2 separate regions of the Homo sapiens genome follow, and region 1 is linked to region 2. A link is a loop called in an ENCODE intact Hi-C map of the cell type or tissue named here. Cell type or tissue: HepG2. All regions are shown on one strand. Links, peaks and the distances in the headings refer to the core of each region. The heading gives the core; the rest is flanking DNA.

Evidence for each region. A loop is a pair of places that touch in the nucleus more often than their neighbours do. Peaks named below come from ENCODE experiments on the same cell type or tissue, not always from the same donor. Only the 100,000 strongest peaks of a DNase experiment are listed, where the experiment ranks them.
Region 1: it touches region 2 in a loop (11-fold over the local background); 10 of 110 quality-filtered maps call a loop at or near these places.

What each region holds. Positions count from the first base shown.
Region 1 is chrX:20,318,581-20,334,905 of GRCh38, reverse strand. No RefSeq gene overlaps it. Among named protein-coding and RNA genes, the nearest start is that of RPS6KA3, 60 kb to the right of the region's middle. In HepG2, for the core only: no CTCF peak of the experiment used is centred there; a DNase peak (open chromatin) is centred at 14,055; H3K4me3 peaks cover 382 bases.
Region 2 is chrX:20,270,432-20,286,756 of GRCh38, reverse strand. No RefSeq gene overlaps it. Among named protein-coding and RNA genes, the nearest start is that of RPS6KA3, 12 kb to the right of the region's middle. In HepG2, for the core only: no CTCF peak of the experiment used is centred there; DNase peaks (open chromatin) are centred at 15,266 and 15,986.

The DNA.
Region 1 (16,325 bases), core at 12,768-15,267, 49 kb before region 2:
TTTAGCTAAAAAGAAAGAATGACAAAGAATCTTTGTCCAGAGCAAAGGACTGTCTTGATAAAAGATTAACAAAAGATTCTTTCTTTTTTAACTTTCCCAAGATGAAGCTGATTAAGATGGTATTGGGGAGAAGGGAGCTGTAGATTTTTTAGTAAATATAGACTGAGAATAGTTGATGCCATCATTTGTGTGGGTTTTCCTTACCACTGACTCATCATGTAAGTAGTGAATTTCAGCCATGCTTATCTTTCCATTTTTATCATGAGAATTAAGCCCTATACTGACCATCTAGGTAATAGTGATGTTTTGATTCTTCAAATGAGCTCAGTCATCTTTGAACCCTCAAATAACTAAAGTCAGAAGGTCAATCAAATCTTGGTTTGAGTTGCAAATAAAGTATCCTTTCCCCCAAACCCATTCATGTCCACCTTATATTTTACAGTGCTTTCTATAGCCTCGTAAGTAACAACTGATGTTCCTAAAGAAGAGACATGTCGGGATCAATTTACAGGTTACTAAGCATTTTTGAGCTACTGATAGGTTCAGCACTCTGAAGGGTGATGTGGAATCTCACTACTTGGAGTGGGTCCGTGGACCAAAGGTGTCAACATCCCCTAGGAGCTTGTTAGAAGTGCAGATTTTTCAGGCCCCTTCCCAGACCTACTGGATTAGAATCTGCATTTTAACAAGATCCCCAGGGTATTCCAATGCACTTTAAAGTCTGAGAAGCACCAATACAAAGGACTGAGGAAAAACTGTGCCCACACAGGCACCAATGTGATGGGACCTTTCTGGAGGAAATTCGGGGACTCAGAGAAAGACCCCAAAATATGCCCATTTGCAGGCAAACACCTCACATCCCTTAAATAGGGGTCATAGCATTTCATTCACTCCACAATCAGAGTAAGTTTTAAGAAAAGAGGCTCCTGGAAGAGGAAGAACACTGAAAGTTCACACATCAACCTGCTTGCTCTGACTCCACAGCTTGGGTTTTTCCCACCACCTCAGCTTGGCTTCCCACTGAAGGCAAGAACGACCTATGCTGGGCAAATGGGAAAAAAACTGTGGTGCCTCAGCCAGAAGTGGCTGCCTCATCTACCTACCCACCCACACCCCAACCCCTATTGAATCAAAAACCCCAAAAAGGCAAGCTACTATGGAAGAAACATAATACTACTTCCTGGAGCCTGGGTTTCTATAGCCAGATCTTGAATGTATGCTCCAACATATACACATGTCCTCTGTAGGACTGGGTTCAAATCCCAGCTCCATTATTTAGAATGCTTCATTTTTGGAAAGTTAAAAAAAAAAGAATATTTTAACAAGACAGTCATCTGCTCTGGACAAAGATTCTTTGTCACTCTTTCTTTTCAGCTAAAAATCTTTGCAATATGAGGTCTAAGTATGGTTTTTCAGATTTTTTTCTCTTCAGAACCTCTTGTCTAAGGCTGTGTGGCCTTAGACAAATAACTTAATTGCTCACTTTCCACGTCTACAGACCCAGCCATAATCACAGTTCCTACATCATGAAGTACATAATTGTGAGGTACTTGGTTGCAAATGAGCATATTTCGGGATCTTTCCTACCTCATGGAGTACATAATTGTGAGGGTGAAGTAGCTTAATACATGGAAAGCATTTCTGGCAATGTCTGGAAGATAGTAAGAGCTCAATAAGTAACTGCAACTATTACTGTCATCATTGCCATTGCTATTATCATTATTATTACTATTACTACCGGAACTCTTCTGGGTTACCATTAAATCAGCACTCTCTGGGTAGGGTTGTTCAACCAGCTCCAGACACACACCATCCCCCGCTGTTTTTCATCCTATTTGTAATTCTCCATCTTAGCAGGAAATGGATTTTTGTAAAAACACTGTGACAAACCTATCTAAAATCTAGTTGTGGAGTCTCGATGCCAGAGCACGCCCCTAGTCTGCCAGGGCACTAACTCTATTCACATGGAAATGGGACTCACCCAGCATGACACAGTGGCTCCAAGCCATTTCCTAGCCAACCCCTCTTCCCTTTCTAAGTACCCATAAACCACTCAATTTAATAATTCATTTTAGAATTTTGAGTGAATTCCATTTCCAATTTGAGGTTAGAGTTTTTGGGAAATTGGGACACTTTCCCTTTCCAATCTTTGAGCTCTTCTCTTCCCCACGGTCCCTCAGAATTACCAGCAGTGGCTCAGCAATTTCAACTGCATTTGTCTAAATTCCCTCAGATTATCATTTTTTCTGTGTCAGAAGATGAAAATCCATTTATAGCAGCTTGCGGCTCTCTTATGATCACCTCACTTGTCTCTGGCTTCAATTCCTCTTAGCCAAGCGTGTTCTGACCTTTCTGCATTTTCTCTCCTGCCCACTGATGTGACACCATCAGACCCAAGCAGTCAGGCTAATCCCATCCATATTTGGTGGGAGCAGAGGATAAATTGAAAAACCTACTCCAAAAAGAGTTAGCCTTTTTGGTCAAAGCACAGTTTGTTTGGGGTTAAAGTAGTTGTGATAATAGTTTTACAGGTTTGTATTTGTTCTTTTATGGGAAAGAATGTTGAGTGGGACTTTGGGCCTAACGCTGAGGACAGAGAAGGAGTGAGTAGCTCCACATTCTAAAGACAGGCACAAACTATTAGGACCAGGCACTTCACAGAGTGGGCCCCCTTCCTGTCAGTCATCACACCTTGCAGAGGAGAGGAGGGGAGGCACGATTTCCTCCAATCTCTATAAGTTGAACAGTGGGGAAGAAGTTGCTGGAGTCATGGGGTAATCAACCCTCATATGGGAGCGCAGTGTGATGAGTGGGGCACTTCATCCTCTCCCCATGGAAAAGGAATGAGGGTGCCTTCTCTTCCACATCCTTAGGCAAGGTCAAGTGGTGCCCACAAAAAGTGTGGACCGCAAAACTACAATGAGATATCACTTCACATGGTCTGGCTTTAATCAAAAAGACAGACAATAACAAGGGTTGGTGAGGATGTGGAAAAACTGGAACCCTCATATGCTGCTGGTGGGAATGGAAAAATGGGGCAGCTGCTTTGGAAAAGAGTCTGGCAGTTTATCAAAAGGTTAAACAAAGAGTTAATACATGACCCAGCAATTCCATTCCTAGGTATATACTCAAGATAATTGAAAACATATGTCCACACAAAAACTTGTTCACAAATGTTAACAGCAGCACTATTCATAATAGTCAAAAGTGGAAACAACTCAAATCATCCACCACCTGAGGAATGGATGAACAATATGTGGTCCATCCGTATAATGGAGTATTATTCAGCCGCAGAAAGGAATGAAGTCCTGATACATGCTACAACATGGATGAACCTTGAAAGCACTATGCTAAATGACAGAAGCCAGGCACGAATGACCACATAGTATAGGATTCCATTTATATGAAATGTTTAGAATAGGCAAATCCATTAATATAGGAAGTAGATTAGTGGTTTCCTAAGGCTGGGTAGAGGGGAAGGTCGGGGATAATGGCTGAGTGGTACAGGGTTTCTTTTTAGGGTGATGAAATTGTTCTAAAATTGATTGTGGTGATGGTGCAAAAAAATCCATGAATATATTCAAAGGCATTGAGTTGTACACTTTAAATGGGTGAACTGTATGGTATGTTAATTATATCTCAATAGCTGTTGCAAAAGAAGAGAAAGAGAAAAGGGGAAAGGAGGTGAAAAAAAGCAGCAGCATGGACTGGCCCCCCTTCTCCAGCTGGATGCTTGTTGAGGGGCAGAACCTGCAGGCTCACCCTAGTGCAAACATCAGAGCATGATGAGGGAGTGCTGGGCAGTGTGGAGACTTATGCAAACATAGAAACTAGTGCCTACTTCCAGCCTGGAAATATAGAACAAGGTAGGACAAGGTGGATGCTGGAACAGCCCACCCCGAAATGACAGTGAAGAGGGGTGGCAGTGGACATACCTGTGTGCCAAAGTTTGGCAAGGCAAAAATGAGTACATTTCCTACAGGCCAAGGAGACATTGAGGAAGAAGGTACCTATGCTTAAGCATCTGTGCTGGCATTCCGCTCAAAAGGGCTACCCACCAGACAAAGGGCTCCCCACAGCAGCAAGAGGCTTGGAGCATACCCCAATGGTAGTAGCTGAGGGAGAGGGAGGAAAAGAGGCTGAACCCGATCTCCCCCATCAGACACCTAGAGGTGCACTTAGAGGCCTGCAGGTCCCTCTAAGATAGTACATCTCAGTCTTTCTTATGCCTATGGATCACCTGGGGATCTTATTAAAATGCAGGTCTGATTCAGTGGGTCTGGGAGGGGGCTCTGCATTTCTAACAAGATCCCAAATGATTTGGGTTCTGCTGGTCCAAACAATTTGGAACAACAGAGCTCTAAATCAGTAGTTCTAAAACTCTGGTCTCAGAATCCTTTCATACTCTTAAAAATTATTAAGGATCCTAAAGACTTTTTGTTTATGTGGGTTATAGCTACTAATATTTACTGTATTTGAAAGCAAAACTGATAATTTTTATATTTATTAATTGATTCATTTAAAAATAACAATAAAGCTCATTACATCTTAACATAAATAACATATTTTTAGGAAAAATAACTGTATTTTCCAGAACAAACCAACGAGTGAGTGGCATTGTTTTACATTTTTGCAAATCTCTGATTTAACAGAAGACAACTGGATTATCATATCTGCTTCTATATTCAATCTTTTGCAACATATTGGCTTTGCAGAAAAATATGAATATCAAACCTCACACAAATACGTAGTTGGAAAAGGAGCATTTTAATAGCCTTTTCAGGTAATTATAAATATTATTTGATACTACACCAAAAACCTAATAACAGATAGTTTCTTAAAGGTTAATTGCGACATGGAACCTTAAACCATAACAGTACATTTTTCATACTGTGTTACATTAAAATCCATTGGTCCGTCTTGCACTTTGAATGGATCTTTTACATGGTTTTATAACATCATGCATTGGTAATTTGAAAATATTGGTTCACTGAGTTATGCAGATGTCCCAAATGTTGGTACATTTCATTAGACAATGTCAAAAAGTCAAAAAGTTGTATTTGTTAATATCACCACTGATCTCACCAGTCATCTCACCAGAAACGTTTTTAATTACTAGGAAGCTTTCAAGCTCACAGTGGTGAAGACAGGTCTTCTGAAATTTTCATTTTTGCTTGAAAGCTCAAATTTTATCATTGACAACAAATACTGTCAGTTGTTTTCCTTGAAGAGACAGGCCTCAGTTAAATCACTTGCAAGAAAATGACTGCAAATGCACAAGTCTAAATAACCAATTTACCAGTCAGGCATTTCTTCCAGTGAAAATGATGTTCCATGAAAATAAGTGGCCGGTTCAGCTCACAACTCAATCATACACATAATCTTTCTTGAGACAACCATTATACTTCAGTATGAGACATAAGTGCTGTATGCATTACTTCTTTATGCATTTTCTTACACGGAATAGTAAAAAGACATGTACTCAAACATCAAACTTCGATACAATTAGTAATTTTTACTGTTTAATCAAGGACATTCTTAATTGCAACTGGAGTCTGTTTTGGTTTGGTTTGGTTTGTCACCAGGAGTACACAACAATGAAGAATACCACAATTACTGGTACAGTTTGGTGCTGCTGCCTTAATTCCTGCTAAGGCACTGGCGGTCTTATCCATCACTGCTTTTGCACCATCATTGTCAATGCCAACACAGTTAAAAAGACAAATGACATCTTAGTATCCACATGAAAATAGTTATGATCTAACAGACCAAAGAAAAGGTCTCTGAGAACCACAGCCCTAAGGAATTCACCGTGTGCCCCCCAAGAAAGCCAGCGTTTGGAAGCCTGCCACCAGAGGGCACAGAGGCCTGGCAGTGTGCACCAAAGAAGACACACCAAGCAACAGAGAGAATGACAGTAGCCCATTAAGTAAAAAGACCTTTGTCCCTTTTCTTCTCTCACCTGGCCACAGCCAACTTGCTTGGCGAGCTAGGCCTTGGAAGTGGGGTTGGGGATATTTTGGAGCTAAACGAGGCCACTCCAACCCAGCTCAATTTGGGCTCAGGCAAGGAGAGGAAATGAGATTGAGATTGAGATTTTAAAATGGGACTGGACTTCTAATATAAAAAATGACCAGAAAGTTATAGAATTTGCCCAAGATGTTATTAAGGAAATGGGAAGGGCAATAAGACAGAGCACGGTTTAAATAAAACACTTTCATGTTTCTATCCCCACTGAGTTGAGACTCTTCACTAAAAAATTATTTCTAGTCACCCTTCCATTTACAATACATAGATATCTGAGTTAATTGAAAAGCTCCCTATGTGACATGCCATATTCCTTTTCTTCCTTGTCAACACCATATCATTCATCTATGCAACAAAGTTTGATTGAATGCCTACTGTGCCAGGCACTCTTCAAAGGGCTTGTGAAACACTAGTGAAAAAACAGAGATCCATTGGTGGAGTTTACATTTGTAACTGTTACTCTCTAAAGCTTTTTTTTGTTTGTTTTCAATTAACCACGCAGCCTCAGCTGCAAAGCATGCTGGGGTGTTGGAGCAACATAGCAGGGTTCAGTGGGGCTTAACTAAATATTATGAGTGGCCCATAAGGCTAGTCCCAAGGAACATGACCAGCAATCTATATGGCAATGTTCTGGGGCATGTCCAGCTGGCCCCAACAGTCACGGTTATCTGATAATCTAGTGGGCAAGATCAGTAAGAATGGCAGCATCTTGATTACAGTGGGATCTAGGAGGCATCCAATCCCAGGCAATAGCTGGGGGTACAAGGATCAGAGTCCAACTCCTTCCAGTAAGGAGGCCTGGTGAAGGCTTAGCAGGGGTAGGATCTTAGTCAAATGAGTTGGTGCTCATTTGGGAACTTTGGTAGCAGAAACAAAAATCAATACATAGGCTAGAATAGACACTCCAGATTGGATTCAGGACAAAGGGTCATTTGGATATGTGACTGCTGCCTGCTGGCGTGTGCGGGTGTGCTCCACGGCCAGTTTAAGACCATTAGAGGCAGCTCTAGACCCTGAAAAGACATGTAATATAGAATACAAACAACACTAAACCAGAAAATAAATATAAGGAAGTCCAAAGTATCTCTCCTTTTTCCCATAATGTCTTCTTCAAAGTTGTCTCTCAATATCCCACTCCTTTAACTTTATGTGTGTGTATGTTTGTGTGAGTGTGTGTGCATGCACACATGCATGTATATACTCTATAGTGTCTGTGTGTACCATGATCTCATGCTTAGTCTGTTGTTTTAGGAGTCATCTATACTGGTCTGTCCCCAGCCCAGCAAAGAACGTCAAGGACATACAGAGTGAACCACTGGCATCCATGCAATTAATCCCGAATGGGTCTTCAATCTCATTACCCCCTCTCCTTACTCTCTCAGCCTGTTCCTTTACCTCTTTGACTTTGTTTTAGCTCAGCACTTCCAGTTTATGACCCAATAACCCTACTGCTCCAACACTTTTCAGTCCTGTTTCATTCCTGCACTTGTCTTTCTCCACCATGGTGCTCCCTTGGAACAGCTCTTTCAGGGATGGTTCATTTCAATTCATCTCTAAGTCCTCTTTGTACACTCTGACTTTCTGGGGAAACTTAACTGAGCAAGATCCAGCTTTCCACCCCACCTCAGTTTGGACCCTGGAGGAAATAGTCATAAGACTTGAGGGAAATGCCAAGGCTCTAGAAAATAGACCAATAAAAAGAATGCTAATAACCTTACATTTAACTATCATAAAAGTCTCAGAGCAGAGCTTCCCAAAATGTTCTATGTCATGCCATGTGCATTGAATCACTGTGGGCTGCTTGCAAAAAAAAAAAATGCAGATTATTACTCCACCCCAGACCTACTCTTTTAGTTTGGGTTCTCTGAGAAGAAGACAAGGATTCTATTGCAGAAAGTTGATTTGGGAGGTGGTCCCAGAAAACATTGGTAGGGGAGTGGGGAAATGAGACGGGGAAAAGAAGGCAGCCAATTAATGGTGCACTCTCAAGCCAGCTACTACTGTGGGCGACTGGAACTTAATTCCACTGGGAACTTTGGAAACAATATAGTACATGCATCTCAAAATTATGAAGAGGAGGGGGAGTTGAGGCGATTGGACACCAAGTCCTTCAATAATTGGTCAAGGCTGCACTTTGGTCGCATTAATTCCCTGACACTTCTGGCCTGCAAAATCACAGCCCTCTGGAAAAAGATGCAGGTGCTGGGAGTTGGGGATCAGGCTGGGGTACACTGAAATAGTAAGGGCTGAAGAAATATGGGGGGGCGGGCAAAGTCATCTGCTATACCAACCAAATCACCATGCCTGAACATGGGGCTGGAATCTGCATTTTGAACAAACTCTTCACACTACAGCTGGAGAACATAGGGTGTTAAGAATATGTAGTACAAGTGGGATTGGATTCCTAATTTCCTAAGGCTTCTGTGAATAAGAAGGCACCTTCACTCTATCATCCCTCCCCAACCAAAAAAAAAAATCCCTAATTTTAGTAAACCCTCTTTTTCTTATGATGAAAGCATAAAACTTGAGTCTACCACTCACCATTATGATCCCTGGGCTGAATTTTCATTTTGTACCTGGGGAGCTATTTTAGACAAACTCTGTGAACTTAAATAGGGAAAGTGATTCACTGGCATGTAAGGTTCGTTTCATGTTGATGTCGGGATGGAGAAATCAGATGGTGCTAAATGTTCTCTCAGGTCAATACTTGATGACTTCATAGCTTTCACCAGGGTTCTTAATGGTTCGACATTTAGCACTCAAGTCCGGGAGCTTTTTGCCAGCTCTTTGTGAAGGGGGAGGAAGAGGGAGATGCTATTGAAAGGGTTTTTCAAAAGGTTAGTTAATGCACTAGGGCATGGATTTCATTACATGATCGCATAACACTGAGTAGCAGAACATATAGTGGGCAATCTAAAAATAATTACTGCTCAGATGTCGATTAACCAAGGGTTGGCCATGAGCTGGGCTTTGGAAATGTGAGGCAAGGGGCTGAGAGTGCAGGTTCCTAGGACCCCAAGCTTCAATGAGGCTGAAATTTGGGAGGAAATAAAATCAAATTCCTGCCATTGCCATCCTCACTCCTTCTCCCTTCCTGTTCTCCGTAACCGGCACCTACCCCATACCCACAGGAGCTGCAAAGGGCTGATAAAAGGCTGCCATCATCCTTTGCTACAGTTAGGAGCCATCTTGTGTATGTTCAGTATCAATGTAGATTCTCAGGAATGCTTGCTTATCTGTTCTGAGTGCCATGCCCTTTCTACAATACTGCCCTGCTTGAAAAGCACAACGATTGATAACAGACACCAAGGGAAGGAAGAGAAACTAGCCCAGGGTATGAAGCTGAAGCTTCTCCTAAGAGAACCAGTAAGAAATGCTCAGGAGAGGAAGGGAAGAAGAGTACGTGGAACTGAATCAGGCATCCTGAGCTTCTGCCCTCTGCCAAAGTTCTCACCATATGCTATCTTGTCCTGATCTCTTTTCTTGCTTGTTTCTCCTCTCTTCTGCTACACCTGCTGAGAGTTCCTTGAAGGCAGGTGCCAGGTGCTGTTCATTCTTGAATCCTCTCTGCCTGATATACAGTGAATTCATACTGCATTTTGGTTGAGTAAATAAATAACAATTTTTTAAAACAGACCTGTAGTGCCAGAAAGTAGAGAAGTGCCCAACTCTCCCAACACACACACACACACACACACACACGCACAAATTAATGAGGATATGTCAGAGTGAAACATGAGCCAACTAAAAGAGCTTTCAATGGCCAAAGCTGGAACAGTTTGAACAAAAAAAAAGAAAGTAATATTAGATTATAATCCAAAGTATAAAATATTCATGAGTCCGTACTGATATAAGCAAATGATTGAACAAATTAATACATGGGGGAGAAGAAACAAATCTCCCATGCAGAAGAATTTCAAATAAATTTTGTAGATACTCCACCCTAAACGAAGTAAAGAAAAATTCCCCGTTCCTTAAACATGGGCTCCACATAATGACTTCCCAGCAAAGTGTACAGAATGGAAAGGAGGAATAAAAGAGTAACTTTACAGTGGAAAAAAAAACAGACAAACAGTATTTCAGAAAAATGATGAAGAAAAACATCAAGTCATAAATCATCTTCATGGTATGGACCCTTGATATGATGTGATGAAAATGACACTTTACCTCTGTGGCCTTCCTTCCAAAAACTCACAAACCCCAGCCCAATCATGAGAAAAACACCTGACAAATTCCAACAGAACGGCCACCTACCAAATACCTGACTGGTGCTCCTCAAACCTGACAAGGTCATCAGAACCAAGAAAAATCTGAAAAACGGTCACAGCTAAGACGAGCCTAAGGAGATGTGACAACTAAATGTAACGTGGCATCCGGGATGGGATCCAGAAACAGAAAAAGGACTTTAGAGAAACTAAGAAAAGCTGAATGAGCTATATGGGCTTTAGTTAATAATATGTATCACAATTGGTTTATTAATTGTGAAAAATATACTAATACTAATTTTACACTAATAAAAAATATTAGTATTAATAATAGGGGAACCTATGTGCTGGATGGGGGGCAGGAAGTATATGGGAACTATCTGTACTATCAGCTCAATTTTTCTGTAAATATGAAACTGTTCTAAAAGATAACGGCTATTTAAAAAGAGAGAGAAGAGAAGGAGGGAGGGAGGAAGGGGGAGAAAGAAGGACATGTGTGCAGGTCATGTGCTGTAGGTTATGGCCAGACCTGCTTTGGAAAACCTGTAAGTAAATATAAACGGAAAACTCCTAGGACCCACCAGGCAAACACAGATCAGAGGCAATTGCCCCGTGGTGCCGCAGCAAGAATTCCAAGGATCAAATGTGAGCTTTAGGCCTGAGTGAGGAGGTGTGTTGAGTACCAGACCACTGCCTTATTTGGCTGTACGAGTTGTTTCTGGATGGTGACATGCTGGAGTTTAAAAGGCAATGGGAGGTGGGTGTGGTGGCTCACACCTGTAATCACAATTACTTGGGAGGCTGAGGTGGGAGCAATGCTTGAAGCCAGGAGTTCAAGACCAGCCTGGGCAAATTAGGAGACCCTATCTTTACAAGACTTTTAAAAGTTAGCCAGGTATGGTGACACATGCCTGTAGTCTCAGCTACTCAGGAGGCTAAAATGGGAGGATCACTTGAGTCCAGAAGTTTGAGGTTATAGTGAGCTATAATTGTGCCACTTCACTCCAGCCTGAACAACAGTGAGAACCTATCTCAAAAAAAAAAAAAAAAGAAAGAAATAAAAAGAAAAAAGGGGGCAAGAAAAGGCAATGGGCCCACGGACTCTGGGCTCCTCTAGCCTAGAGGACATCTCACTCTTTTCAGGCTGCCAAGATCACCAAGAAAAGCCAGACAAGTGATGAGGAGTAGCCTCTACATCCCTGTGTTCTTTTCTATACATCTGCATGCCTTGTTTGCTGCTTTGGGAGAAAACAGAAGTAAAAGCAACCTAAACTTGAGCTCAAGTCGTCAATCTGGCTCATCTTTGCCCTCAAGCCAGAATCTAGCCTAATCTCTCTGTAATCACGGTCTAGTTTGGCACTGGGGCTGCCTCACCCAGTGAATTCTGCTATCTTCTTCCATTCTGAAAATCTGGAACTGACATCTACCTATGGGCCTACTGGGTGCCAGCAGGTTTTATGTGTTATGTGGAGGTTATCTTTCCCCACCTGGAGATGATAATTTGAAGTTCTATGAGAAGTTGAGATCACACCATTAAGGGCAGAGCTGTCTTTACACTTCCCCATTGTGAGGACAGCAGAGTCGACAAGTAGTGATCACAGGAGACCCCAAGCCCCTGGTGATCTCACACGTTCTCCAATCCACAGCTCTCCTTCCTCCTGCTCACCTATTCTTACCCCTGGCCCACAATGAACTAATCTGTCGGAAGGTAAATCCCGGGTCTGTTCAAGCCTCATACAGTGATCAGCATAACTACGGCCTAGAGTGAGAGACCATTGGTTTTATTTCAGTTCCGCCACTGACTTGTTACAACATTCTTTAGCGTTCATGCTGACAGACACTCCAGAGTGGTAACAGCATAGAAAATGCTGACAAACTGGGCACAACTGTTTGTTTACTCATATTGATAATAACTAGTATTCACATCGTACTTTGCAGTTTGCAGTGTTCACACAAACCTTGTCTCACTGATTTTCAAAAGAACTCTCTGAGATAATCAGAGAGTTGTTATCATCTTCGTTTTACAGAGGAAGAAGCCATGGCTTGGAGAAATGAAGCAACTGGTAATAAATTAGTATGGCAAGAAAGACAGTAAGGGGGCAGGGAACATAGCAGACAGCTCCTCTTGACACCTTTAGGAAGCAGATGAATAAAACTCTAGCTTAATGGTGTCTCCCAGGGTGCCCTTCCTGCTCCCCTGATAATTTCCATTGATTGGACCTATCTTTTTAAATCTCAAACTCTCACAAGTCTATAAATTGGGGTCATCGTTAAAAATAAAGAAACAGATTCAGAGTTACTTGCCCAATATCATACGGCTCAAAAGATCTCAGCAAAGAAGCCAGCTCTAATAAGACAAGAGAGCTCATGTTCTTCCCTCTGTCACAGTCTTTTCCTAAAGTTACAATCTCCCTGGGTGACATTGCTCACACCTAACATGTTAACCATTAAATCTGTCTCCAACCTAGACTTCTTTCCTGAGTCCCAGATCTATTTGTACAACTGCCTAGTGGAAATCTCCTCTTAAGTGTCCCATACACATCTCAAGGCCAACATATCCTAACCTGAATTCATTATACATCCCCCAAGCCAGCTCCTCCTTGAGGTCTTCCAATTGCTGACATCTACCTAGGGCCTACCTAGTTAGTAGCACCATAATCTAGTCCACTGGGCAAATCAGAAACATGGAAGTCCTGTGACATTTCCTCTTCGACCCCACAGCCAATCAGTGAGCCTTCTCAAGCCTTTCTCCTAAACATGTCTCCAATCGTTCTTCTGCTTCCGCTCCCAGTGTCTCTCAGTCCTTTATCATTGGCAATAGAGTCCCCATTGATTTCCTTGCCATGAGTCTCAGCCCCATCCCTCCCTCCCAGGCTCAAATTCCTCTCTGCCTGACCAAGTGACCCTCTTAGATTTGGCCCCTGCCTAGCTACTGTGCCAGCCTCATTACCCTCACTTTACCTCTGGCACATTGTGTTCCAGCAAACCCAAAGTATATGCAGTCCACCAACAGCCATGTACCTTCTGCCTAGAATGCCCTGTCCCCATTTCAGGGCTCTGTTCAACAACTACTGTCACTTCTTTTATTCCATCCCCCAGGGAAAGTTCCTTGCCGTCTCCTTTGCAACAACATTGTACCTTGAACTTGCCCCTTATCACCTTGAACCACAAATCTTGGCTTACATGCCTGCTCCTCCTGCCTACCATACTGGGAGATCCTTGAGAACAAAGACCAGGTCCTACCTATCTTTATAGGTGCAGCACCTAGCCCAGTGGTCAACACTTAGTAGGCACTCCATAAATGTTCATGAAATGTATGCTGGAATTGATCACCACTGCATTTTAGAATATGAAGGAAACTTAAAGTGAATTGAGTCCACTCCAAAGCCTAATTTTACAGATAATGATACCAAGGTTCAGGGATGATGTGACTTGCTGAGCTACATAATGCCTTGGCAGCAATGGTAATAAATAGATTCAAATCTCCAGAATGGATTCACTCCTTTATTAGTTCTTTTTCCGTGATTCCTCATTGCCTCTCAAACTCAAAGCAGAAAAGCCATTGAGCCTCTCAGCGTCTCTGTTTTCACTCATAGACAACGGAAATTACTAATGCCTTCCCTTTCTACAGCATAGGGATTTTATTTAACTACGGTTGAATGCTGTCTGTAAAAATGCTTTGACTTCAGAGAGAGATACACCACAGCCGCGGCTCAGCAGCCCACCACTTTGATTTCAACTTCTCAGTTTACTCTCTCACTTCCTCTATTGACTTTTCCTCTCATGCAGCCTGCAACCCAGCAGAAGCTGGAAGAGAAAGAGATTTGTGATTTCCTCTTACCCCAACTCTACTTAACGAAGAAGAAAGGTACTGTAAATAAAATGAAACAAAGGTTCGTGTACAACTGCATACAAAATATTGCTATTGATTACAAGTTCAGGATGAGAATAAAAGGAGGTTCATGTTTGGAGTCTTGCACTGGGAATGATTATGACACTACTCAGAGACTCCACATCCGTCCGTATGTACATATGTAAATAAAATAGGCTGCCAAACCTAGGAGATTTTTTAAATTCTGACATTCTTTTAAAAAGCAGGAGGATGACAGTTAACTTGGAAAAATAATATCGTAAAAGACAAAGAAAGGCTGTCGAAATGTTCCAGATTAAAGGAGGCTAAAGAGACATGACAACCAAATGTAACACCTGACCCTACCGGATCTTATGTTGGAGGGAAAAGATGCCATAAAGGACATTATTGGGTCAATTGACAAAATTGGAATGAGAACAAAAGATTAAATAAATGTGTTGTATCAATATTAATCAAATGGAAGTTGATAACTCTATTGTGATTAGGTAACAGATTATTCTTAGGAAATACTCACTGAAGTATTAAAGACCCATAATGTATGTAACTTACTCTCAAATGCATCAGAAAAGCATTGTGTGTGTTTGTGTGTGTGTGTGTGTGTGTGTGTGTGTGTGTGTGTGTGTGTAGAGAAGATATACAGGCAGATCTAAAGTAAATGAGGTAAAATGTGTACAGTAAGTGAATCTAGGTAAAACATATGTAGATGATATTTGTACCATTTTTATTCTTGCAACTTCTCTGTAAGTTTAAAATTATTTCTGAATGAAAGTGTTTTTTTTAATCATGTCTGGGCCAAGTGTGGTGGCTTATACCCACTGAAAGTAATCCCACTGCTTTGAGAGGCTGAGGCAGGAGTATCACTTGAGTCCAGGAGTTCGAGACCATCCTGGGCAACACAGAGAGACCACATCACTACTAAAAATTTTTTTAATTAGCCAGGTGTAACAGTGAGCACCTGAATTCCCAGCTACTTGGGAGACTGAGGTGGGAGGATTGCTTGAGCCCGGGAGTTCGAGGTTGCAGTGAGCTATGATCACACCACAGCACCCCAGACTGGGTGACAGAGTGAGACCCTGTCTCAGGAAAAAAAAAAAAAAAAAAAAAAAAAAAAAAGGATGTCTGCACAAGACTTTGCATTTGTGATATTTAACAAGTTCAATTGTTATATCCATATTCATCCATCTATCTTCAGTAATCATGTCTCCAGCACTATGCTAAAATGCTGTAGAGATTGAAGAGAGAAATAGGCATAATTTTTTCTTTAAGTAGTTCATTTCTACTTTAGAAGAGAGGACACAAACACATAAATAGACAGAAATCATGATAAGCAGCAAATGCTGAAGACCAAATGAGTAGTAGCGGCAAAGGGAAGACGAAATGGAATTTCAGGGCTTTAGGGAGGAGGTGGAAGTTGAGTGAGGCCTTTGAGCAGGGACTGGGTTTGGAAAGGAGCAGAAGAGCAGAAAGAGCACTCCAAGTGGAGAGCACAGTGAGACCCAAGCTGGCAAGGTAGGAAAGCACACCCTGTTGCGAGCAGTATGATTTAAGAGGTTTCACTGGCAGTGGGGTGGGGAGGATCAGGGTAGGAATGTTAGTTGGGGCCAACTGCGGACACATGGAAATACCAGGTTAAGGAGTCTGGAGTTGATTGCAGAGGCCAGAGGTCAGCAACAGCTTAGAAGTGCTGACCCCTCTTTCTTCTGCTTCTAGACAACACAGTTCAAGCTGGGAGTGGGCTGTGTCAATGATGGTGGAAGGACACCAAGAAGGATCCAATATTTGGAAACATCTCCTTCATAGATCCTACCAATCAGGAATCCATTTGAAAACACAACTATCTTTCAGAAGCAAATCTGGTAGTTATTGTTTACAATTAAGTACACTTTAATCAGTTAAACCCATGACTGTGTCAGTCACACTGAGGGAATGGAAACGTTTAAAGGAGGATAAAGAGCAGTAATTTTGGAGAACTGGGTGAAGGAAGGCTGACAGGGCAGGTGTATTAATGAGGGTAATTAATGGTAGCTGCTGTAACAAAAAAAAGTCTCAGCAATTTAACATAGTAAAGGTTTATTTCTCATTCATTAATGTCAAAATCTGGTACAGGTGGGGCAGCTCTCCTTAGTAGGTGTCTTCCAATTAGTGACTCAGAAATCAGCTGCTATCTTGTGAGGCTGCCATCTTAAACCCATGGCCTCTGAAATCACCATAGGAAAGAAAGA
Region 2 (16,325 bases), core at 13,761-16,260:
TTTGGGAGGCCGAGGTGGGCAGATCAAGAGGTCAAGAGATCGAGACCATCCTGTCCAACACGGTGAAACCCCGTCTCTACTAAAAATACAAAAATTAGCTGGACCTGGTGGTGGGTGCCTGTAATCCCAGCTACTCGGGAGGCTGACGCAGGAGAATCGCTTGAACCTGGGAGGCGGAGGTTGCAGTGAGCCAAGATCAGTCCATTGCACTCCAGCCTGGCGACACAGCAAGACTCTGTCTAAAAAAAAAAAAAAAAAAGTATGTCTCTCTGAGGTGAAGCTCTTATGACATTAATGGGTCTGGTGAACGAGTTTAGATGCTGAGTAGAAGCTTGAAATAGTACTAGAATAAAAGCATAGTTCGGCAGCAAGGGATGGAAAACTAGAAAGAATAAGTAAAATGAAGCCAAGGAGGAAGATGAGATCATAAAAAGCAGTCTACTTAAGGTTCAAGTCTGATATTTGTGTAATTAAAGTGAAAACTTTTCCATTTTAGGGACTGGAATTATGTTTAAATGAATTTTGATAAAACTCGCTATTCAAACTTTTTGAGTAAAACTCTATAATTGCTACCTATCCATTATATTGAATATACCCAAGGAATTCTGCTGGCCAAATTAGTCATGACTCATTGGCATGTTTTTATAACATTTAGATATATTAGTTGCATGAACATTTCAGGGAGCGTTGTTCAAATGTGCCTCAGTCAGAATACTTCAGTAGTCTCTACTATTTCTAATGAAGCACTAAAACATTAAGAACCATTAATGATATGAAACCATTAATGATATTTAAAAAACTTCATAACATAGACTTGATTGAGTAAATTATGTTTCATTAATTCCAAAGCAATTTAGCAATAACCTAAAAATTATGTTTCATTAATTCCAAAGAAATTTAGCAATAACCTAAGACCGTTGTTGGCACTGTTTTTAATATTAATAATACTCCCTTTCAATAGAAATGAATATTGACTTTGTTATTCACTCATTTACTCAACATTCATCAGCATTGCTCTGTGCAAAGGCCTGTAGTATGCCACATGGGGAATGCTCAGATGAATCAGGCAGGGACTCTGCCCATTCTGATGTCATAGTTAATGACTTAAGGAAGATAAAACACATACAAAAAACACCATAACATTATATAAGAGGTAGTAAATGCTAAAAGAGGCACGGACATAAAATTTAAGGAGCATAGAGTGTATTGCCATCAGAGAGGTATAAGAAAGGCTTTATGGAGAAAGTGTATTGATGTTGAATTCATTCCTTCTTTCAAGAAAAATTTACTGGAAATGCCCCTACTTTCACAGAAAGTGCAACCTGATAGGGAAGACAGACAATGGGCAGATAAAGATTTAGGAGTGGAGTGTTGTAGGGAAATGTAAAGAGCTTGGTAAAATCAAGAAACAGAAATAGGGCCAATGTGGGCAGAGTGTAGTGAGAAAAAGGGAGAGTGATCAGAGATGAGGTCAAAGGGTTCAGATCATGTAAGACCATGTAAGCCATAGAAAGGAATTTGGATTTTAGTCTAAATGCTTTGGAAAACCACTGACAGGCTGAGCAGGAGGATAACATGATCTGGTTTTCATTAAAGATCACTGTAGCTGCTGGGTGAAGAATGCATTATAGGGAGGTAAGAGCGGGAGCAGGAACATCTCTCAGGAGGCTACTGAAAGAGTCCCAGTGAAAGATCATGGTGACTTAAATTCTAATGGTAGCCAAGGGGCTAGAGAAAAGTGGATCTATTGTGAAGTCAGAGCCAAAAGGACTTCCTGACAGACTGTATGTGGAGTGCAAGGGAAGTACAAGAATGTAGATGACTCTCAGACTTTTGGCTTGTGAATGGTGGTGGCATTTACTGGAATTGAGAAGGCCTACAGAGAGAGTGAATTTGAGGGGAGAGATGAACAAGAATTCTAATTTGACCATGTTGAGTTGAGATGCCTGTTGGACATCCAAGTGGGGATATCAAGTTGACAATTACATATACAAAATTGGAACTCAGTAGAGGAATAAGGGCTGAAGATATATTGTGAGTCATTGGCAAATAGACAGTATTTAAAGCCATGGACCTGGACAAGATCAACAGGGATAAAGTGTTAATAGAGTAGGACAGGGACCCGGGACCCAGCCCTGGGGCACTTGAAAGATGGATACTATTTTAATGGCCAGAGATGGAAAGGACATTGAACAGGAAGGAAAAACTCAAAGACAGGAAAGTACTTAGCATAAGTGGGGAAGCATGGGTAATCCATTTAGGGAGAGCTCATAACAGATACCAAGGCCTAGATTTGGTCCACAGACTTCAATGGAGAATCATGGAAGGTTTTAAACTTAACAAAGTGGTTCTGCTTCTGATAATATATGAGTAGTTCCTATATGTGATCATCCTTCTCTAGATAACAACTACAAACATTGGACAATAATATTTTTTAAACCCTACCTAAAGGCACAGAGAAAAAACAAAAGCAGGCAGATACTAGAGGGGGTCAATACTTGAAGAAAAGCACCAGATCTTTGTGAGTTTCCCATATTGATTTTACAGCTTTTTGCCCGAAGAGCACGTCCCAGTTTTCACTGAGCCTGGTAGCTAAAACCAGCAGTCTTATTGGCTTGAAGAACCAGAGGACAGAGTTTGGAAAGGGGGTGGAAATTTCTGAAAGGAGAGAGCTTGAAAGGGGGTACTTAAGTTTAAACTTTGTCTAAATCTCTGGCTGATCCTGGAAGTACACATGTATAGGGTAGACTCCAAGAAGCCTAGCTAAGGCTAAAAAAATTGGACTAAGATTTCAGCTGCTGCCTACCACAAGGGAGAGAGAGTTTGGAATTTGAGCTCAACCAAGTTCGCTGCCTGCAAAAACGAACAAAAAGACCTTTGAAGGTACAGAACAGAATCCCGAATCCCTAAAATGTGTCATTTACAATATCCAGGATATAATTCAAAATTGTTAGACATATGAAGAAATAGAAAAACAAGACCCATACTCAGAAGAAAAGGTAATCAATGGAGAGGATCAATGGAGATGACCCAGATGTTAGAATTAGCAGACAAAAGGAAAATATGCCCGTAGTGAATAAAGTTGAGGAATAAATTTATTATTCTGTATCTCAGAAGAATCTTTAACTGGTAAATAAGATTAATTTGGGCGGGCGCGGTGGCTCACGCCTGTAATCGCAGCACTTTGGGAGGCCGAGGCGGGTGGATCACGAGGTCAGGAGATCGAGACCATCCTGACTAACACGGTGAAACCCCGTCTCTACTAAAAATACAAAAAAAAATAAATTAGCCAGGCGTGGTGGCAGGCGCCTATAGTCCCAGCTACTTGGGAGGCTGAGGCAGGAGAATGGTGTGAACCCGGGAGGCGGGGCTTGCGGTGAGCCGAGATGGCGCCACTGCACTCCAGCCTGGGCGACAGAGCCAGACTCTGTCTCAAAAAAAAAAAAAAAAAAAAAAAAAATTGAGGATGCAGAGGCCAGAGGTGGGAAAAAGGTAGGGAAGCTATTGATAGGCCCGTAGTTCTATAGACACAAAGAGAGTAAAGTTGACAAAAAGATACTTTGAAAGATGTCATTTAATTATGGAAAGAAGAAAGAGGAATCAGATGACACTGAGGTTTCAAGTGTGGTTGAAACAATGGTAGTACCACCAGCAGAAACAGAAACATCAATGGAGAACATAAGGCTTGGATATAGGATGACAAATTCCATTTTGGAAATATTGAGTTTGAAATGTTAACATGATATCCAGTTGTAGTATTCAACAAGGAGTTGCAAATTCAAGATGGATCTGTAAGAAAGGCAGGGTCAAGGCTGGGGAGAATAATTTCGAGTCTTTCAAGTGATCATTGAAGTATGAAATTATATTAGATTTCCAAAGAAAAACGTACATAGTTAAAAGAGAAATAATATGTATTAGTTACCTATTGCCACGTAGCAAATCACAAATGCTTAAGGCAACAACCATTGATTGGTTTATAATTCCACAGGCTGGCAATTTGGGCTGGGTTCAGCTGGACATTTGTACTTGTCTCTTGTGGGTTCACTCATGCATTTGCAGTCAGCTATCAGGTCAGCTTTGCTGATCTGGGTCAGGAACCCTCCCATCTTTCAAGCCTTATCTAAGATGGCTCATCTCTGCTCTATGTGCCCTCTCATCCTTTAATAGTCTAACCTGGGTTTGTTCACACAAATTCCAAGAGAGAAAACCGAAGTGTGCAAGGCTTCTTGAGGCTCAGACTTGGACCCAGTACCACATTGCTTCCATTACATTCTGTTGGCCAAAGCTAGTCATCAGGCTGTCCTAGATTCAAATAGTAGGAAAATAAACTTTATAGTTTGATGGGAGACTGCAAAGTCACATTGCAAAGGAGCATGGATACAGGAAGGGGAATACTTTGTGGTCATTTTGCAATCTACCACATAGCCAAGGATAGAACTTTGGATTTGCACACCCATATTCATAGTAGAATTATTTACAATATCCAAGAGGTGGAAGCAACCCAGGTGTCCATTGACCATGAATGGATAAACAAAATGTGGCATAAACATTCTGTTTATTATAAAGGATATTACAAAGGATACGGATGAACAGCCAGAGGAACAGGTATATAGAGTGAAGTCCAGAAGGGTCCTAAGCAAAGGTGCTTCTGTCCTCATGGAGCTGGGATGCACCACTTTCCTAACATATGGATGTGTTCGCCAGCCTGGAAGCTCTCCAAACCCCATAGTTTAGGGATTTTTTATGGAGGCTTCATCACCTGGGCATGATCAATTATTAACTCAATCTCAAGTCTCTCTCTTTTCCCAGGAGGATGTGGAGTAGGGGGCTTGAAAGTTCCAAGTTTCTAATCATGCTCAGTCTTTCTAGTGAGTAGCCCTCATCCAGAAGCCCAGCAAGAGTCACCTCATTAGAACAAAAGGCACTCCTATCATTCAGGAAATTATGATGGCTTTAGATGCTCTGTGTCAGGAACTGGGGAAAGAGACCTAATGCATATTTCTTATTATGTCACAACATGCAATTTAATATTTTTCAGCCTTAAAGAGGGTGCGGGCACGGTGGCTCATGCCTGTAAGCCCAGCACTTTGGGAGGTTGAGGCAGAAGGATTGCTTGAGCCCAGGAGTTCGAGACCAGCCCAGGCAACATAATGAAACCCCCCCCATCTCTACTAAACATAAAAAATTAGCTAAGAGTGGTGGCATGCGCCTGTAGTCCCAGCTACTCAAGAGGTTGAGGTGGGAGGATGGCTTGAGCCCAGGAGTTTGAGGCTGCAGTGAGCTATGACTGCACCGCTGCACTCCAGTCTCCAGTCCAGGCAACAGAGCAAGACTTCGTCACAAAAAACAAAAAGAAGGAAATCCTGTCTCATGCTACAACATGAATGAAGTTTGCGGACATTATGCTAAGTGAAATAAGCCAGTCGCAAAAAGACAAATACTGTATGATTTCACTTATATATCTCGAATAGTCAAACTCACAGAGACGGAAAGTAGTATGGTGGTTGCCAGGGGCTGAGGATAGAGGAAAAAATGGGAGTTGCTGTTTAGTGGGTGCAGAGTTTCAGTTTTGTAAGATGAAAATGTTCTGGAGATTGGTTGCACAATAATATGAATGTACTGAGCACTAATGAACTATACATTTCAAAATCGGTAAGATGGCAAATTTTATGTTATGTATTTGTTACCACAATTAAAAATAAAATATAAAAATAGAACTTTAGACATGATCCATATTTAGGGTGAACAGGAAAAAGGGAACAAAAGGAAACAAATGTTGCCCAATCTGGAACTAATGGAAACCAATCTACCAGGTGGAGTTTGAAAATGGTTCTCTTATCTTTGTTCTCTATCACTTTCAGATAAGGGGCTCCAGAATTTAGCCTTTCCTCACTGGAGGGAGGAAGAGAGCCATCTGCTTATCTGGCCCTCATCTCTCCAGGATTCTAGAGTTCACATGATTTATCCTATTTTCCAGGCTGATAATATCCTTGTGGAAATTCCAGCCCTGGACCTACCTTCTTTTCTTATTTTTGCCAGTCCCATCTCCTGATCCTGGACCTCAGTTCTATCTAGCCTTGGCTTCACATCAGAATGACTATCCGCTATTAATAATATGGTCGGCCTCCAAGCCTTCACAGAACCACAGCCCCGTCTTGCTCCCAGAGAGCAGACATCTCTAGAAGAGTGATACATGCCTAGAGTGGTCCTAAAGTTCTGCCACACTCAGGGATTTGTTTACCGTGGGCTGTTCTTTTGCTGCCAGGGAAAGGACAGCCCTTCTGCCATCCCAGATGCCCACATTTGCCTGGTTCAGCCTTGCTCCCTGCTTGCTCATTCATTATATCCAGGATGTTTTGTGATCAGACCTGAAAAACTCACCTGAAGCTACCACAGATGTTAAAGTTGGGGAAATGGGCAGATTCCAAGAGCCAAATGGGATACCAATTTGCAGCGACATTTAAAAACAACCAAAATTCTGTCCATAATCATATTTTCATGATGGTCTCAAAAATGTAGTTACAATTGGTTTGTTCAAATCAAGATCCAAACAAGGTCCACACATTACCTCTGGTTGCCTCTCTCAATGCAAAGAATTACCCCTCCTCTTTTTCGTTCATTCCATTGACTTGCTGCAGAAAGTAAGTTAACCAAACCTAGAGAATATATCACATTCCGTATTTGTCTATTTGCTTCCTTGTGTGTCATTTAATTTATTTCTCTAGTCCTTTTGTCTCCCCGCAAAAATGAAAGCTCTAGAGCAGTACCTTCCAATAGAACTCGCTGCCGTGGTGGGAATGTTCTATAATGTGCGCCGTCTGATACCATAGCCACAGGTGAAGACTGACACGTGAAATGTGGCTGGTGTGAATAAGGAACTGAATTTTTTAAATTTATTTTATTTTAATTAATTTGAATTTAAATATCCACATGTCATAGCTACCGTATTGGACAGTGAAGCTATAGAGGCTTAACTGAATTCAGCTTCAGGTTTTTGAAAACAATACTTCATAGGTAGTACTAAGTATTTCTTATTGCATGACATAAGAGGCTTATAGTGACTGGTTGTTCACCTTTACCAATGCTGAGATTAATCAGTGGGTTCAGGTGGTGATAGCCTGATCCTTCCCATTTCAAGTTCCCCATCCACCTTTCATCTAATGGCTTTATTCATTTATGATTGTTGCCTGAATCAATTATTCCATTATGGTTTTCAAAGTGGTGCTTTTCTTTTTTTATTATTATACTTTAAGTTCTGAGATACATGTGCAGAACATGCAGGTTTGTTACATAGGTATACATGTGCCATGGAGGTTTGCTGCACCCATCAACCCATAATCTTCATTAGGTATTTCTCCTAATGCTATCCCTCCCCTTGCCCCCCACCCCCCGACGGGTCCCAGTGTGTGATGCTCCCCTCCCTGTGCCAATATGTTCTCATTGTTCAACTTCCACTTATGAGTGAGAACATGTGGTGTTTAGCTTTCTGTTCCTGTGTTAGTTCGCGGAGAATGATGGTTTCCAGCTTCATCCATGTCCCTGCAAAGGACATGAACTAATCCTTTTTGTGGCTGCATAGTATTCCATGGTGTATATGTGCCATATTTTCTTTATCCAGTCTATCATTGATGGGCATTTGGGTTGGTTCTAATTTACACTCCAACCAATAGTGTAAAAGCATTCCTATTTCTCCACATCCTCTCCAGTATGTGTTGTTTCCTGACTTTTTAAATGATCGCCATTCTAACTGGTGTGAGATGGTATCGCATTGTGGTTTTGATTTGCATTTCTCTAATGACCAGTGATGATAAGCTTTTTTTCACGTTTGTTGGTCGCATAAATGTCTTCTTTTGAAAAGTGTCTGTTCATATCCTTTGCCCACTTTTTGATGGAGTTGTTTGTTTTTTTCTTGTAAATTTGTTTAAGTTCCTTGTAGATTCTGGATATTAGCCCTTTCTCACATGGATAGATTGCAAAAATTTTCTCCCATTCTGTAGATTGCCTGTTCACTCTGATGATAGTTTCTTTTGCTGTGCATAAGTTCTTTAGTTTAATTAGATCACATTGTTCAATTTTGGCTTTTGTTGCCATGGCTTTTGGTGTTTTAGCCATGAAGTCTTTGTCCATGCCTATGTTCTGAATGGTATTGCCTAGGTTTTCTTCTAGGGTTTTTCATGGATTTAGGTCTTACATTTAAATCTTTAAAACATCTTGAGTTAATTTTTGTATAAGGTGTAAGTAAGGGGTCCAGTTTCAGTTTTCTGCATATGGCTAGCCAGTTTTCCCAGTACCATTTATTAAATAGGGAATCCTTTCCCCATTGCTTGTTTGTGTCAGGTTTGTCAAAGATGAGATGGCTGTAGATGTGTGGTGTTATTTCTGAGGCCTCTATTCTGTTCCATTGGTCTATATATCTGTTTTGGTACCAGTACCATGCTGTTTTGGTTACTGTAGCCTTGTAGTATAGTCTGAAGTCAAGTAGTGTGATGCCTCCATGTTTGTTCTTTTTGCTTAGGATTGTCTTGGTTATATGGACTCTTTTTTGGTTCCATATGAAATTTAAAGTAGTTTTTTCTAGTTCTGTGAAGAAAGTCAATGGTAGCTTGATGGCAATAGCATTGAATCTATAAATTACTTTGGGCAGTATGGCTATTTTCATGATATTGATTCTTCCTATCCATGAGCATGGAATGATTTTTAATTTGTTTGTGTCTTCTCTTATTTCCTTGAGCAGTGGTTTGTAGTTCTCCTTGAAGAGGTCCTTCACATCCATTGTAAGTTGTATTCCTAGGTATTTGATTCTCTTTGTAGCAATTGTGAATGGGAGTTTGCTCATGATTTGGCTCTCTGTTTGTCTATTATTGGTGTATAGGAATGCTTGTGATTTTTGCACATTGATTTTGTATCCTGAGACTTTGCTGAAGTTGCTTATCAGCTTAAGGAGTTTTGGGGCTGAGACGATGGGGTTTTCTAAATATACATGCAAACAGAGATCATTTGACTTCCTCTCTTCCTATTTGAATATGCTTTATTTCTGTCTCTTGCCTCATTGCCCTGGCCAGAACTTCCAATACTATGTTGAATAGGAGTGGTGAGAGAGGGCATCCTTGTCTTGTGCCAGTTTTCAAAGGGAATGCTTACAGCTTTTGCCCATTCAGTATGATATTTGCTGTGGGTTTGTCATAAATAGCTCTCAGTATTTTGAGATATGTTCAATCAATACCTAATTTATTGAGTGTTTTTAGCATGAAGCGGTGTTGAATTTTGTCGAAGGCCTTTTCTGCATCTATTGAGATAATCATGTGTTTTCTGTCATTGGTTCTGTTTATGTGATGGATTATGTTTATTGACTTGCGTATGTTGAACCAGCCTTGCATCCCGGGGATAAAGCTGACTTGATCATGGTGGATAAGCTTTTTAATGTGCTGCTGCATTTGGTTTGCAAGTATATTATTGAGGATTTTCACATCAATGTTCATCAGGGTTATTGCCCTGAAATTTTCTTTTTTTGTTGTGTCTCTGCCAAGTTTTGGTATCAGGATGATGCTGGCTTCATAAAAGGGAGGAGTCCCTCTTTTTGTGTTGTTTGGAATAGTTTCAGAAGGAATGGTACCAGCTCCTCTTTGTACCTCTGGTAGCATTCGGCTGTGAATCCGTCTGGTCCTGGACTTTCTTTGGTTGGTAGGCTATTAATTACTGCCTCAATTTCAGAACTTGTTATTGGTCTATTCAGGGATTTGACTTATTCCTGGTTTAGTCTTGGGAGGGTGTATGTGTCCAGGAATTTATCCATTTCTTCTAGATTTTCTAGTTTATTTGCATAGAGGTGTTTATACTATTCTCTGATGGTAGTTTGTATTTCTGTGGGATCAGTGATAATCTCCCATTTATCATTTTTTATTGTGTCTATTTGAATCTTCTCTTGTTTCTTCTTTATTAATCTGGCTAGTGGTCTATCAGTTTTGTTAATCTTTTCAAAAAACCAGCTCTTGGATTCATGGATTTTTTGAAGGGTTTTTCATGTCTGTATCTCCTTCAGTTCTGCTCTGATCTTAGTTATTTCTTATCTTCTGCTAGCTTTTGAATGTGTTTGCTCTTGCTTCTCTAGTTCTTTTAATTGTGATGTAAGGGTGTCAATTTTAGATCTTTCCTGCTTTCTCCTGTGGGCATTTAGTGTTACAAATTTCCCTCTAAATACTCCTTTAGCTGTGTCCCAGAGATTCTGGTACGTTGTGTCTTTGTTCTCATTGGTTTCAAAGAACTTATTTATTTCTGCCTTAATTTTGTTATGTACCCAGTAGTCATTCAGGAGCAGGTTGTTCAGTTTCCATGTAGTTGTGCAGTTTTGAGTGAGTTTCTTAATCCTGAGTTCTAATTTGATTGCACTGTGGTCTGAGAGGCTGTTTGTCATGACTTCCGTTATTTTGCATTTGCTGAGGACTGTTTTACTTCCAATTATGTGGTCGATTTTAGAATAAGTTCTATGTGGTGCTCAGAAGAATGTCTATTCTGTTGATTTGGGGTGGAGAGTTCTGCAGACGTCTGTTAGGTCTGCTTGGTTCAGAGCTGAGTTCAAGTCCTGAATATCCTTGTTAATTTTCTGTCTCATTGATCTGTCTAATATTGAGAGTGGGGTGATAAAATCTTGCACTATTATTGTGTGGGAGTCTAAGTCTCTTTGTACGTCTCTAAGAACTTGCTTTATGAATCTGGGTTCTCCTATATTGAGTGCATATATATTTAAGATAGTTAGCTCTTCTTGTTGAATTGATCCCTTTACCATTATGTAATGCCCTTCTTTGTCTTTTTTGATCTTTGTTGGTTTGAAGTCTATTTTATCACAGACTAGGATTGCAACCCCTGCTTTTTTTTTTTTTTTTTTTTTTGCTTTCCATTTGCTTGGTAAATCTTCCTCCATCCCTTTATTTTGAGCCTATGTGTGTCTTTGCACGTGAGATGGGTCTCCTGAATGCAGCACACCAGTGGGTCTTGACTCTATCTAATTTGCCAGTCTGTGCCTTTTAATTGGGGCATTCGGCCCATTTACATTTAAGGTTAATATTGTTATGTGTGAATTTGATCCTGACATTATGATGCTAGCTGGTTATTTTGCCCATTACTTGATGCAGTTTCTTCATAGTGTCGATGGTCTCAAAGTGGTGCTTTTCTAAGTCCAGCATTCCTTCTACATTTATAAGCCAGAATTCTTCTGTAAAGACCATTCTTTCATCAACTAATGCTATACGGTTCACCTGAAATACAGTTTGTATAAGAAAAAGCATGATAAATTCTTAATTTTTTTTATATTGCCATTAATGGCTGGCAAAAAAGAAAGAAAGGTAGGCATCTTGCATCTAGGCAAAGGTGCCAGGATTTTATCCTGAGCTATGGAAAGCCACTGTGGGTTTTAAGCACATAGGATGAACAAGATAACATTTTCATTTTAGGATGCACCCTTTATCCCTTGTGTAGAGAATGGGTGAAAGTCAGGAAGGCTCTGAAGGGAGCTGTCATAATTCAGGCCAAAGATGGGGAGGGCCCAAACTGGGGTGGGGGTAGTGGAGCGAGAGAGAGTTTGACAGAATCCAGATTAGAAAGGAGAATCCAAAAATCTAGTAAAATAATGTGGGAGGTGCGAGAAGAAGGGGAGATGGAGGAGGGTAGGATGACATAATGAACCCTATATTTCTGATATGGTCAATTAAATAAATGGTGATGCCACAAAACTCCTTGAGAAATACAGGAAGAGAAGTATAGAGGAGTTAGCTCCTAAATGAAAAACGAAGTCTGCCCAAACATGGACTTCCCAGACAGAAGGAAAGATTTAAGAAGCTACAGTATAATTTTTTTCACTTCAGTCTAATAAATAATAGTGAGTACATATTAGGGGGAAATTACTCATATATAGAGTTGTCTGGATTCTGGAGATCTATAAAGAAGAATCAGGGATTATTTTGTTAGCATTAAATGTTTAACCTGAAGAAATTAAATTCTAGGCTCTATTCCTAATCCATTTGTAAACACATTCCAAATTCCTCTCTGTTGTTATTTTTTTCCCTATTGCTTACAGAGATATGCCTACTATTTTAGGAAATCCTTAATAGTGGATGTAGTGTTTTCAGAAGTGAAAAATGCTTTGCAAGTGTATAAGCAAAAATCTTCCCAGTCGTTGTATTAGTTTCCAAGGGCTGCCATAACAAAGTACCATAAACTGGGTGGCTGAAAACAACAGAAATTTATTGTCTCAGAGTTCTAGAGGCTAGAAGTCTAAAATCAAGATGTTGTCAGGGCCATGTTCTCTCAGAGACTCTGTGTGGAATCCTTCCTTGCCTCTTCCTAGCTCCTTGCCACTTCCTAGCTTCTGGTGGTTTGTCAGCAATCTGTGGCATTCATTGGCTTGTAGATGCATCATTCCAATCTTCTGTCATTACCTGGCATTCTCCCTGTGTCTCTGTCTTCACATGGCTATCTTCTTATAAGGAGACCAGTCCTAATGGATTAGGGGCCCACCCTACTCAAGTATGACCTCATTTTAACTAATTACATCTGCAACACTCCTATTTCCAAATAAGGTCACATTCTGAAGTACTGAGGATTAGACCTTCAACGTATCTTTTTTGGGAGAATCATAATTCAACCCATAACAGTGGTCTAAAGACCCATGGTAAACTATGAAAACAAAAATTTTCATTTGAAAATTATCTATTTTAACACCCTTTCAAAAGCTTTATATTGCTCTTTGGAGAAGCTGAAACTTATTTTCTTTTTTTTTCAAAATGAAATTTCATAGAATCTTACAGTGTCCACCAAGGCAAAATAAAATAAAGACTAACAGAGCAATACAGCATATGAATATATTTAATAAACATAGTCGTTTAAATACTTATTTAATTGTATTTTGTGGTACATTTTCCTAAGCATTTTCCTGAAATCTTTGGGAGAACTCATTATAGTAAGAAATACTCATTCTTTATCAGAATGAAACACTAACCTTTGCTAACAGTACCTATTGTTTAAATAAAATGAGATAACATATGTAAATCATTTAACAGTTTGCAAGTACTCAACAGCTGTTAGCTACTTTTTTTTGTTTGTTTTTTGTTTTGTTTTGTTTTGTTTTTTGTTTTTGAGACAGAGTCTCATTCTGTTGCCCACGCTGGAGTGCAGTGGCACAATCTCAGCTCACTGCAACATTCACCTCCTGGGTTCAACTGATTCTCCTGCCTCAGCCTCCCGAGTAGCTGGGACTACAGGCGCATGCCACCACACCCGGCTAATTTTTGTATTTTTAGTAGAGACAGGGTTTCTCCATGTTGGCCAGGCTGGTCTCGAACTCCTGACCGCAGGTGATCCTCCCGCCTCGGCCTCCCTAACTGCTAGAATTACAGGAGTGAGCCACTGCACCCAGCCCTGTTAGCTGCTATTAATATATATTTAGTACTCTTAGCATTGCAATGATGATTAAATTACATGTGAAACACTTACATCAATGCCTGACCCACAGTAAGTACTCAGTAAGTGTCTAGCTATTATTATCATCATCACCATCATTATAAAAAGTGTTCAAAACTTTTGGTAAAGTGTCCAAAACTGCCAATACTACTTCGAATTGGCTTATTCTTGCTTAAACGTGAACTCACTATTTGCATACAGTCTTATTAGTCTTAAAATTTTTAATAAAGCCATTTAATCTATAGAATTCATCTCTTATTTTCTAGGCAATTGTAAGTTATTTCAATTCAGTTTTCTTATTTAAAAAAGGAATTCCTTAATGTTTAACCCCTTCCCAGGTTTTTATTCTTATTTTATTAGTTACCAAGAACATGACTTGAAAATAAGCTACTGAAATATAATTGATCTGTTGCTTAATGAAAATGTACTTTACTTACAAATATGGCATTATTAATCCATGAGCAGTTTTTCCAGCAATGGACCTGATTTGATAGTGCCTCACTCACACAATTTTTGTGATTAAAGCTGCAGAGTTTCCAAACATGGAGATTTGGGATTCAGCTGGTGGTCAAAGAATAGAGTTCCATTTAATTCCATAGTGTTCTGCAAAGACACTTCCAGTTGAGGTCTGGCTACGGGCTGGTCTTAAATACAAGTCACTAAAAAAGAATTTTTTAAAAAAAGTATCTTTTCCAGTTGCAGACTCAAATTTGCATTCAAAAGCACAAATATAAAGTTTTAAAAAACATAACCACAATAACAGCCATGTTTTAAAGCAAGAGTTCAATAAAGTTTGAAAATTTTTTTTCATGGCGATGAGTAGGAACTGGTGGTCCTTGGGTTTTTGCTTCAAAATGGTTTGTGGACTGAAAAAAAAAAAATGTGAGAACCACTGTTCTAACCAACCAAAGTAAATTGATAGTTACAAAATGGGAACGTTTATTCTCTGAAGGAATACTTTATACTGAGATTTTTGCTTAATGTCAAAGCAACTGTTTTCAACATCAGTTTGAAATGAAATTTTAATGTATTATCTCCCTCATGAATTAGTGTTTATAAACAAGAAAATTTAGAGGGTCTTTTCAGTTCTAGCAAAATGAAAACTAAAGTAAAACAGTAGCTTATTAAAGCTTCCAGAATGGCTTCTCAGTTCCTTGTCAAGTATCAAAGCCCCATAATTCTTTCCCTTCAAATGACTCTTGGAAGAAAATGACACCTCTAAGGATTAAACATTTCGGAAACCAATAAAAGAAGAAGACATTAAAGCATGTCTGACACAGGCCTCTCCTTCATAGTTCCCTCTTCCTCTCATTCTCCCTACATAAGTATGAGTCAGGTAATGTTCACTTTGAATCATATATTTGTTAGTTTATTTTGAGCATTACATAAACTAGATTTTGATCATAGCCTATGAGGCAATTGACCTGTAATCATTTGCATTTCAACATATGTAGCTCAAAAAACAGAAGAGTAAGTTGCTCTACATTCTTTTATTTGCATTTCACAGGTTACTTACAGTATCATTTTTTGTGATACAAGAGTGCCCTAAAGAAATAGATCACACTACAATAAAATGCTCACACAGCAAATGGAACGAGGTAACTTTCAAGAGTGAGATATTTGAATTACATTATGTATGCAGGAGTACTCCCTTTCTGCAGCTGATAACAATACCTCCATTTATTGAATGTTTCCTATGTGGCAGGCACCATGCTTAATGCTTTACAGACATTACCTCCATTTAATCTTCCCACCAATCATACAAGGCAAGTATTATTATTCCTATTTTCAGATGAGAAAAACAAAGTTTATTCTGCAAATATTTGTTGAACAGCAACTACATGCCGGTCTAAGCAAAGCTGAAGCTAAGATAAAGAATCCTGAAGTTTGGACACAGGCCTGTCTCTGCTCTTATCATGACCCCATCCTGCCTAACTGGAAAGAATGTTAAACATTTCATGTATTTGTATTATAGATTGTCTTCACCTTTATAGATTTTACTGTCTTTCATCATATGCAACTCTAAAATCTTTGAACTTTGTATCTGGAAGGGAACCTAGAACCTTACATTTTCCAAAATTTGAATTTTCTCAAATAAAATGTTCAAATTGATGTAGAAATGCCTGTTCTTTAAGATCTGTGTCAATCAGGAAAATAGCCTTAATAATTTTTATTGGAGACATTTCAAGGAAAAAACAAAATTCACACACATGAAACATATGTAACCATGTATTTTGTTAAACTATTGTCTTATATGAGATAAGATTTGAGCCTAAATCTTACCTTTCTTTCTCTCTGAAAAGAAAGTTAAATAGTCTCTGGCTATTACCTTTCCTTTTTTTGTGAAAAAATAAATAGGCTTTGGATAAATATGAATCGAAATAAATATGCTTTGGATAATATAATTTGGATAATCCAGATGAAAGGAAAAAACTTTTTCCTAGAGGTGATGATGATTACACTTTTGGGATTTTCTACAGTAGTGACAAATCTATATGTACAGAGCTGTGAACTTTGGATGTATATGAGGTAGAGATTGTGCCATGAGCCATAGTTAGTCATCTTGCAACTTTTCCAGACTGATGTAACTCTATTTTTTGAACAAATGTTATTTTGTTAAATAAATGCCCATTTAAACTTGTATACAAAGGTTATAATTATAGCAGGAAATTGTTGGGGGCAGAGGAGGTTAAATCTAGTTGTCCCGTCATACATTAGGAATGATTTCTTGGAAACCTCCTTCAGATTTTCTACTGAGGTTTGCTGTTTCGCTCTACTGTAGTTTCAAGTAAGAACTTTCCAATATTTTGGTTCTGACTGGGAGATTTGTTGGGGAGGGTGGGGATCAGTAGGTAACTGAATCAGCCCTTTCT